Linked DNA regions of Homo sapiens: region 2 is linked to region 1. A link is a contact called in ENCODE Hi-C data. All regions are on one chromosome and are shown on one strand. Each heading gives the region's core, a stretch centred on a gene start or an enhancer-like site at or near the end of the contact. The rest is flanking DNA. Distances are from core to core; before and after follow the strand shown. Region 1 holds the start of OTUD5 (OTU deubiquitinase 5). Region 2 holds the start of LINC01560 (long intergenic non-protein coding RNA 1560).

Region 1 (4,389 bases), core at 696-3,195:
CTCAGGCTCAAGTTCCCAAGGCATGGGTCGTATGTCCCTGACAAAAAGCTTAGGCCCAAGGTGGGAGGGCCTCAAACCCCTGTTACAGAGGGGAAAATGGGATACTGTATCCCCAAGGTATGTTTCAGTTCCTTATAATTGGGGTAAAAGGGTCACATATGCTCGTGGGGTGGGGAGTCTCAGATCCCCAAAACCACTCAGACACCAGCCTTGAGAAGAAGGATCTCCTAAAGACTTCACCTTGTCTGAGACCTTTGCAGCAGGACACCAGGCCCCTGAAGAGGCCTCAGACTCGGTCTCTAAAAACCTCAGTCCATAAGCAGGTGGATCTTAGGCCCTAGGATCCAACGCTGTGAGTCTCATTTTCCTGAAGAAAGGTTCAGGCCCCTGGTGGGGGTGCTGAGGGCCCATCTCTTCTTACAAGAAGCTTAAGATCCTGAAGCGGTTCAGGCCCTTGTCTCCCAAGAGGTAGGTCTCAGGCCACTGATAGGAAATGCAGACCTTTGTCACTCAGAAAGGAGATAAGTAAAGCTGCTGGTCATTGGGTGTTGGTTTTGGTCCCTGTCCCCAAGGGCAAGGGAATCATATCTCCCTGTGAAAAGTCTTACATCCCTGGAAAAAGCTTAGAAGATCCCTATCCTTAAAGGGGGCGTGTGTGTGTGTGTGTGTGTCAGGACCTTGATTCTAGAAGCAGGACTCTCAGGCCCCTGAAGACAGACTTAGGACCCTTGAGGTCTCAGGTCTGGCTATTCAGTGGTCCTGTGCAGTGTTACCCAGCGAAGCGGGAGAGGATTGTCCTATATGCAGAGTGTCTCAGACTCTTGAAAGGGCTTAGGCTCCTTGGGGATGTTCAGCCCCGATCTCCGAGGTCTCCACCTTATTTGACTTTCCTGGAAGGGGAATCTCAAACTTCTATCCCAGAGGAAAAGAGCTCTTAAGCCACTGAACACATACCTAAGTCTCTTGGGAGACCTGAGACTCCTACTCAAGAGGGGCGCGATCCTACCTGTATCTCTTGGAGAATTCCCACCTATTGGCCCTATATGATGAGGTCCCAGGGACTGGAATGACGACTATAGACCTTAAAAGAGACCTCGGATCTTTAAGTCTGACACCTTACCGTAGGCCTCTAGCCCCAAAATCCTGGAGGGGAGGAAAGAAGGTGTCTCACATCCCTACCGCCAGAGAAGACTGTCAGGCCCAGTGAAAACGCCTAGATCCCTTGGGGCGATCTCAAACAGCCTTCCTTGAGTCCCTTCACAGTCTGGGGGTCCCATCTGCCGTGGCCGCTCACCCCTCACCCCACAGCTCTTACCTGCTCGACAGTGGCAGGGTCCATAGCCTCGATGCGTGCTGCAGCCGCCTCATACTCGTCCTCACTGTTGTAGCCTGCGCCGACCTCCTCACGCTCGGGACTGCCCCCGCCAACCGCGCCAACCCCGGGAGCTTGACGTCGCCGCTTGCTGTGCCCAGGCCCGGAGCAGCAGCCGCCCACGCCTACGGCACCACCCACACCCACCACCACGCCCGCGGCACCCACACCCGCCGCCGCTGCGCCCAGCGCGTCGCCGGGACCGCCGCCGGGACCACCTGGGCCCCCGCAAGGAGGTGGAGAAGCCTGTTGTGGCCGGGGACCCGCCACTGCACCAGGCGGCACGGCCAGCGCCCAGCGATGAAGAGCGCCCGGCGGTCCTGGTAGCGGGCCTTGAGGCGGTGGCGAAGCTCGCGGACGGGCCCCCACGACGCCGGAGTCACGGTCGCGATCGCCGCCGCCCACGCCCGTGCCGCCGCCGCCCACGCCCACACCTCCGCCGCGCCGCGGCGCCGGGGGCATCGGCCCGGGCGGCGGCGGCTCGTTGGCGGGGTCGGCGTCGGGAGGCGGCGGCTTCTTTTTGGGGAGTATAGTCATGGCTGCACTGCCGAGTACCCCCCAACAAACCCGGCGCGGGGCACGCCGGGAGAGAACCCGGATGAGGGGGCTAGTGTAGTGCGCGAGGCACGACGGGAACGGCGAGACCCGGATAAAGGGATCGCGGCACCGGTTCGAGAACCCTCGGCGGCGGAGGAGGCGGCGGCGGCGGCGGCGGCGGTGGCGGCGCGCGGGTCACGCCGAGAGGAGAACCCGGATGTAAAGTCCAAGATGAAGGCAGTGCGGCGAGTTTGTCTTAGCCTTCTCTCCAAGTCCAGCAAGTTTATTGCTACGCTTGTTCCGGCCTTCTGCTTCAAAGGAAACAGAACCAAAACAAGCACCTCTTCGCTCCGCCCCCTCGCAGGTTCTTGCACTACCGGGTGGGGCCCCGGGGCGCTGCGCACGCGCGCCAGGGCACAGCCCCGCCCCTTACTCGGAAGTACGTGGGCAAAATCGCCGCCGCCGCCGCCACAACAATTGCAACACCAACCAATTGAGCAGCTGCGTGGGACCTCGACGACGCCCACGGGCCAATCACAGGCGAGTGCTCGCCCTCCGGTGCCCTCCGTCTCAAATTTCAGTCAAAGTCGACACCCTGGTTCCCAGCCTTTCTCCCCGTCAGTTCCGTCTTGCTCTTCACTTTTCTCCCCGAAGCTCTGACCTGCAGGCGTCGGTACTGCGGACGGACAGCGTGGCCTGTCCCACGTACGACAGGAAAAACACCTCCCCTCCAGGATTCCAACTTGAACGCTGTCAGCCGGAATGACTGGAAAACATCAACACTCCCGGGAGCATAGCTGGCCCCTGTAGCGTCACTTCCGGTCCCACCCACCTACAAATACCCTTCCGGGGGAGGCGGACACCGCTTCGCCCCGGCAACAGCCTGAGTTCTGCGGTGATTGGTTAAGAGACGCCGTCACTCGCGGCATACCGACCAACCTTGGGACAGACAGGCGCCGTGGGGACAGTGGTTGTTTGGGAAACAGACACGCCTTCTCTGGCACCACAGCACTCTCGGCCTCGCGTTGACCTCCCCGCCCCTATGGCTAGTGCGCAGGCGCGGCCCAGCCTTTTTTTTTTTTTTTTTTTTTTTTTTTCCTAATTGAGACAGGGGTCTCACTCTGTCGCCCAGGTTGGAATGCAGTGGCGCGATCATAGCTCACTGCAAACTCCAACTCCCAGGTTCAAGCGATCCTCCCGCCTCAGCCTCCCGAATAGCTGGGACCACAGGCGCGCACCACTACGACCGGCTAATTTTTTTTTCACTTTTTTGTAGGGACAAAGTCTCACTATGTTGCCCAGGCTGATCTCCAGCTCCCGGGCTCAAGCGATCCTCCCGCCTCGGCTTCCCAGAGTGCTGGGATTACAGGCGTTAGTCACCGCGCCTGGCCAAGCCCAGCCTTTTTCTAAAACTGAGTTTGCTTGGGTCGATCGAGGTTTATGAAAGCTCTGTCACCAGTCAGCGTCTCAAAATGGGGTTGGCAGAATCCCTGCTATTGAGTAGCTGGAGAGCTACACGCTAATCCTAGCTCTGCCCTTCCTGTCTGAGTGATCTTTGTCAGTCATTTAAAACCCACCCCGTCCTCAATTTTTGTTGTTGTTGTTTACTTTTTTATAGAACGCTTCACGTATTTGCGTGTCATCCTTTCGCATAGTGCCATGCTAATCTCTGTATCGTTCTAATTTTAGTATATGTGGTGCGAAGTGAGCACCCATCCTTAATTTCTATTCTATAAATTGGCAATAATTCTAATCCGAGGATCAGAGATTAATGCTTGTGAAGGGCCTGGTGCTGTGCCCAGCACATAGGAAGTGTTCAATAAAGTAGTCTGCATGGTGGTGCAGTGGAAGGATCCCAGGCTTTGGAGCCAGAAAGACCTCAGTTCCAGGCACAGATGGACCATTACCAACTGTATGACCTTGAGCAAGTCATTGTGTCACTTTTGAGATTACCCATGTGTAAAACAGGAATGATAATACCTGCCCAGACTACCTCAGGGAATGGTTATGGGGTTCAGATGAGCTGATGAACCAAGAAGGTATTTGGAGTTCACTTCCAGTCTTAGGAGACAAACCATACAACAGGTTGACTGAAAGAGACCATGGGAAAGCTGTTTTGAGTATAGCCTTGCCTCCCTTGAGATACTAACCCTAGTTGAAATTCTTCCCTGAAAGGTGTAAGTAATAAATGGGCTCTAAGTAGTGTTTTCTGCTCATGAGACTTAATAGGAGGGGACTTTCACGTTTACCGGGCCTGTTGTGTTCAGGGCTCTGTGCCAAATGCCTATGCACATTATCACATTGAATCTTCTCATGATCATCTCACTCCAGCCCCATATATTTCACTCACTACACATCTAAAACTGAACTCATGATAGCAATCATGGCTACCCTTCACCAAGTACTTACTATGTACCTAGCACTGAGTGCTGACAGCTCTGATGTTCCCTTTACCAGGGAATAGCACTCCCATCCAGCCG
Region 2 (4,389 bases), core at 993-3,492, 1.5 Mb before region 1:
AAGGCGTATTTGTTTGAACATGAAATGAGGAAGTCACTAGGCAAGACAAGACACTCAGAACCTGTAAAGGAAAAAGGCAGATATATCTTAATAGATGATTTTTTAAAAATCAAATGTGAAGACACCTTTCAAAGTCAAAATATAGAGATAGAGGAAATATAGTTACAATATAGGTTAATATTCACAAATTAGTAAGAAAGACAAACCACCTAAAGGAAAAAAAGGGCAAAGGATATGAAAAAGTTTAAATATATATTTCAATGGCCAATAAGAATGAAATAATGTTCAGTCACTAGTTGTCAGGAAAACGCACATCAAGGCAAACTAGATACCCTTGTGTTTGGCCCTCAGAATGGGGTAAATTAAAAAAAAATCCAATGTGGAACAGGATTTTGGAAGAAGCCTTCTCATATGTTGCTGGTGGGAGTTCCAATTTTACAAAAGTTTTGGAAAGTAGTTTGGTGGTATGTATTGAACTTAAAAGCATCATTCCTGCACGTAATGATCACTCAGGTGACAGCCTCTAACCACAATTTAGAAATCAATAACAAAAATGTCAACGTTTTGGGAAATCAAAATCTCATATCTAAATAACCCAGTGGTAAGAGTGAACATTGCAACTGCAATTAGAAAACATTAGAAGGAAACTATAGTGGAGATGCTACATATCAAAACTTGTGGGTCAGATGCTCACGCCTGTAGTTCCAGCACTTTGGGAGGATGAGGTGGGAGGACTACTTGAGGATTGCTTGAGGCCAAGGAGTTCAAGACCAGCCTGGGCAACATAGCAAGACCCCAATCTCTACAAAAAATTTAAAAATTAGCTGGGCAAGCCTGCCTGTAGTCCTAGCAACTTGGGAGGCTGAGGTGGGAGGGTCACTTGAGCCTAGGAGGTTGAGGCTGCAATGAGCCATGATGGTTTCACTGCACTCCAGCCTAGGCAACAGAGAGAGATTCTTGTATCTTTAAAACAAAAATCAGCCTGGGCAACATAGTGAGACCCCGTGTCTACACAAAATAAAAAATTAGTGGGTGTGGCAGCACATGCCTATAGTTCCAGCTACTTGGGAGGCTAAGTTGGGAGGATCGACTGAGCACAGGAGGTTGAGGCTGCAGTGAGCCATGATCGTGCCACTGCACTCCATCTCTGGGCGACAGAGTGAGACCCTGTCTCAAAACAAAATAAAACCGAACAGCAGCAACCACAACAAAACATGTGACACGGAGCTAAAGTGTTCTTAGAGAAAAATTTATAAACTGAATGTTTATATTATAAAATAAAATGACTGGATAGTAAGATAAGCATTAAATTCAGGACTTTAAAAATGAGAACAAAATTAAAAAACAGAAAAGAAATAACGAAGTTAAGGGCAGATATTAATGACAGAGAAACAAAGATACAGGAGGACCAACAAAGTCAAAAGTAGGTTTTGAAATAACCTCATCTCAGACCTAAAGACCACCTATCACTGACCCCAGGAAGCTGCATATCTGATTCCACAGCCCCCCATCACTAGTCCCAAAGAAACGCATCACTCACCCAGCAGGAACCTTGGTCAATCACCCAATAAACCCCATCCCACACCTCACAGACCTCCAGTAGTCACCCCGCACAGCCCTTTCTTACCCCCACGGACTTCTCATCACTCATCTCACATATACCTTATCACTCACCCTAGAGACCCTGTATCACTCACCCCACAGACCCCCTTATTATTCACTCCGGTGTCCCCAACACTCATCCCACAGGCTACCCATCAACTTTCTCTAGTGACCCATCACTCACCCACAAACCCCAATCACTCATTCTGCACCTCCCTATAAATGACCCCAGAGAAGCCTCCTTACTCATCCTACTGAGCATCTTCGAGTACAAAATCCATGTCATAACATCCCCATAATTATCTTAATGCTTGATCCATGTCATAACATCTCCATATTTATCTCAATGCTTAAGTGGCCCTAAGTCCGTCTGTTAAACTCACTCCCAGAGCCTTAAGTCCTGAAAACTGCTTCGAGGAACCCCGGCGCTTCTGGACTTGATCTGCACATGCTTAGTGTCAGCTCCGAAGCGGCCGCTCGCCCACAATTACACCTGGTGGGTGCCCTTACACCGCGCCGGTGCGTGCGTGCGCGTGCGCGTGTGCGTCGAAGGAGAGGCGGGCTTTCCAATTTCCTTCAGTGACTCTCAGGCAAGGAACATGGCTGTCTCCTTGGGAGTGTCTCTACGGGAGCCGCCATCTTGGAAGGGCGGTCATTTCTGCCGCGGAGCCCGCGGTCCCCTACTCGATATACCCCTGTGGGATTTTCCAGTGGCCGAGGCACTGGGCCATGGAATGTACCACCAGGCTTCTCCCCTCCGCCGCAGCCTCTAGGAGTTAGTCACCTCCGAGGCCCCGGCGGGCGAGGCGCTTTGCCTCTTCCGCCCTCAGGGTGCCCTCGGCCTCAGGCCGTCCCTACCGGGGAGCCTCCGCCTCTTTAAATATCGCCCAGCCCCCACCCCCAGGAGCAGGTCGCGAGACGCACCCGCCCCCGCCCCTGCCGCCGCACTGCTCTGTGGGACGCGGCGACCCCTCTCCCGCGGCGGCCGGGACCCCGCGCCCACCGCGTCTGGAGCCCACCTGGCGGCCCCACTGGCTACATTTCCGACCTGGACCCCGGCCGGCTGCGGGAAACACTCGGCGTCTCGGCTGTCACCGAACCTGTGCAGTTGCCGCGGGGGGAGTCGTGCGTGTCAGATTTAGGCCAGGAAGCGGAAGTCGCCAGCAGCGAGAGTTTAACCTCTGTGGGCGCAGAGGGTTGCGGGGATTCAGCGCCCGGGACCGTGGATCTGTGCAGGGAGTCATAGGTGTGTGTGACATCAGTGGTGGAACATTTTGGCTCGTTTTCACAATTCAGTCATTATCCTTTCTGCTTTCCTCCTGGAAGCATTAAGGTTGAAGTTTTCTTCTAAAGATCAAAGTTTTGATTTGTTATATTAGTTCGGATTTGTTTGATTTTTGTTTGTGTTCGGTTTCAAGTGCTGATTTGTAACTTTTCTCCCCCCCCCACACACGCCTTTTGACCCCTGAATTATTTAAAAGTCCATTGTTGGAGTGGCAAACATCCTCCGAGACTCAAAGGGCAAGGCCATGGGCGCTTTATTCCGGCTGCTGCTCCAGGAACGTGGGAAAGCAGCGGAGTTTTATTCTAGGGGAAGGAAACAAAGGCGGCCGAGTGCCAGCTGCACGTTTGGTGGGATTTGGTCATCAGGGGTGGACATGCTGCCCAATGGAGCTGTCGGCAGTTTGACCCAGCTTGGTCCGTCGCGTCCTGTTCTAGGAATCGATTATTCAAAGAAGGAATTTAGAGGGACTGCAGAAAATGTTACAGGTCTTAACACCATTTTGCATTTCCGCAAACGAACAAGAAGTTAATCCCTGTGTTAGTGATTTCTAAGCCCATTTGCCTTGTGGCCCAAGAACGTTGAGTTTGAAATTTGATGAAACTTGCCTTAAGGCTCAAGTACGAGGCCAGCTTTCAAAAATGGTTTTGTGCCTTGATTGAAAACACTGTATCTTCTAGTTGTTGGATTTATCGTACTCTGCGGCTCTATTGGTTCAAGCTTGTGCGTTGGGCCTTTTAAAATGTGTGTTTCCTGATAATTCCCTTCAGCTTGTCAACTGGGGGTGATGTGGCAGGGAGAAAGAGAGAGAGGAGAGAGAGAGACTGTACTGGCAGGTTTTCCTTGTGCTATTCAATTTTTGCTTCCTATGTTTTGAAGTTTTATTATTAACTGCAGGTTTCATTACTGAATAGATATAGCCAAATTCCTTCCCCCAAAAGATTATAAAGTTTCCTAGTCCTACCAGCAAAATCATTAAGTTCATTAAGGCAAATCCCCTCCAGCGCTGGATGTTGATGCTGTCTTTAATTTTGTATTTTTCTGACTACTTTGTGCAATTGAGGATTGTTTTGGTCTATTGGCCATTTGGCTTTTCTCTTTTGCAAATGTTCATATCCTTTGTCCAGTTTTCTTTAGGGTGATTTTTCCTTTTCGTATCAATTTGTAAACAGTGTACAAATTACATTGTACATTAGGGATATTAACAGTCTGTCAGTTACACTGTACATTAGGGATATTACATTAGAGATATTAACATCTTTGTCCATTAAGGATATTAACCATCTGTCAGTTACATTGCAGTATTTTTCCCTAAACTCTTTTTGTCTTTTGCATTTTATGTTTTTTTAAATGTGCAATTAGAAAAATTTTATATGGGCTGGGCACAGTAATCCCAGCACCCATCTCTACTAAAAATAAAAAAAAAAATAGCCAGGCGTGGTATCTCAACTAAAAAAAAAAAAAAAAATTGCCGGGCATGGTGTTGGGCGCTTGTAATCCCAGCT

The links. Hi-C counts contacts between places; a loop is a spot of excess contacts on that map. Pooled maps may share reads with other maps.
Region 2: a pooled map shows a loop between it and region 1 (15-fold over the local background). The contact joins the promoter of LINC01560 here to the promoter of OTUD5 in region 1. A Hi-C loop is called at or near these places in 6 of 50 pooled maps.

Annotation. Positions count from the first base shown.
Region 1 is chrX:48,955,662-48,960,050 of GRCh38, forward strand. It overlaps OTUD5 (OTU deubiquitinase 5), which reads right to left and starts at 1,946. Exons shown (of 9, transcript NM_001136157.2): 1 at 1,316-1,946. The coding sequence starts at 1,909. It also overlaps the pseudogene RNU6-722P. RefSeq lists silencers at 1,563-1,622, 1,993-2,042, 2,243-2,402 and an enhancer at 2,503-2,692.
Region 2 is chrX:47,480,474-47,484,862 of GRCh38, forward strand. LINC01560 (long intergenic non-protein coding RNA 1560) reads left to right here and starts at 2,243. Exons shown (of 1, transcript NR_126059.1): 1 at 2,243-4,389. ZNF41 (zinc finger protein 41) reads right to left here and starts at 2,749. Exons shown (of 5, transcript NM_001324144.2): 1 at 2,622-2,749. RefSeq lists an enhancer at 2,184-2,483 and a silencer at 2,474-2,763.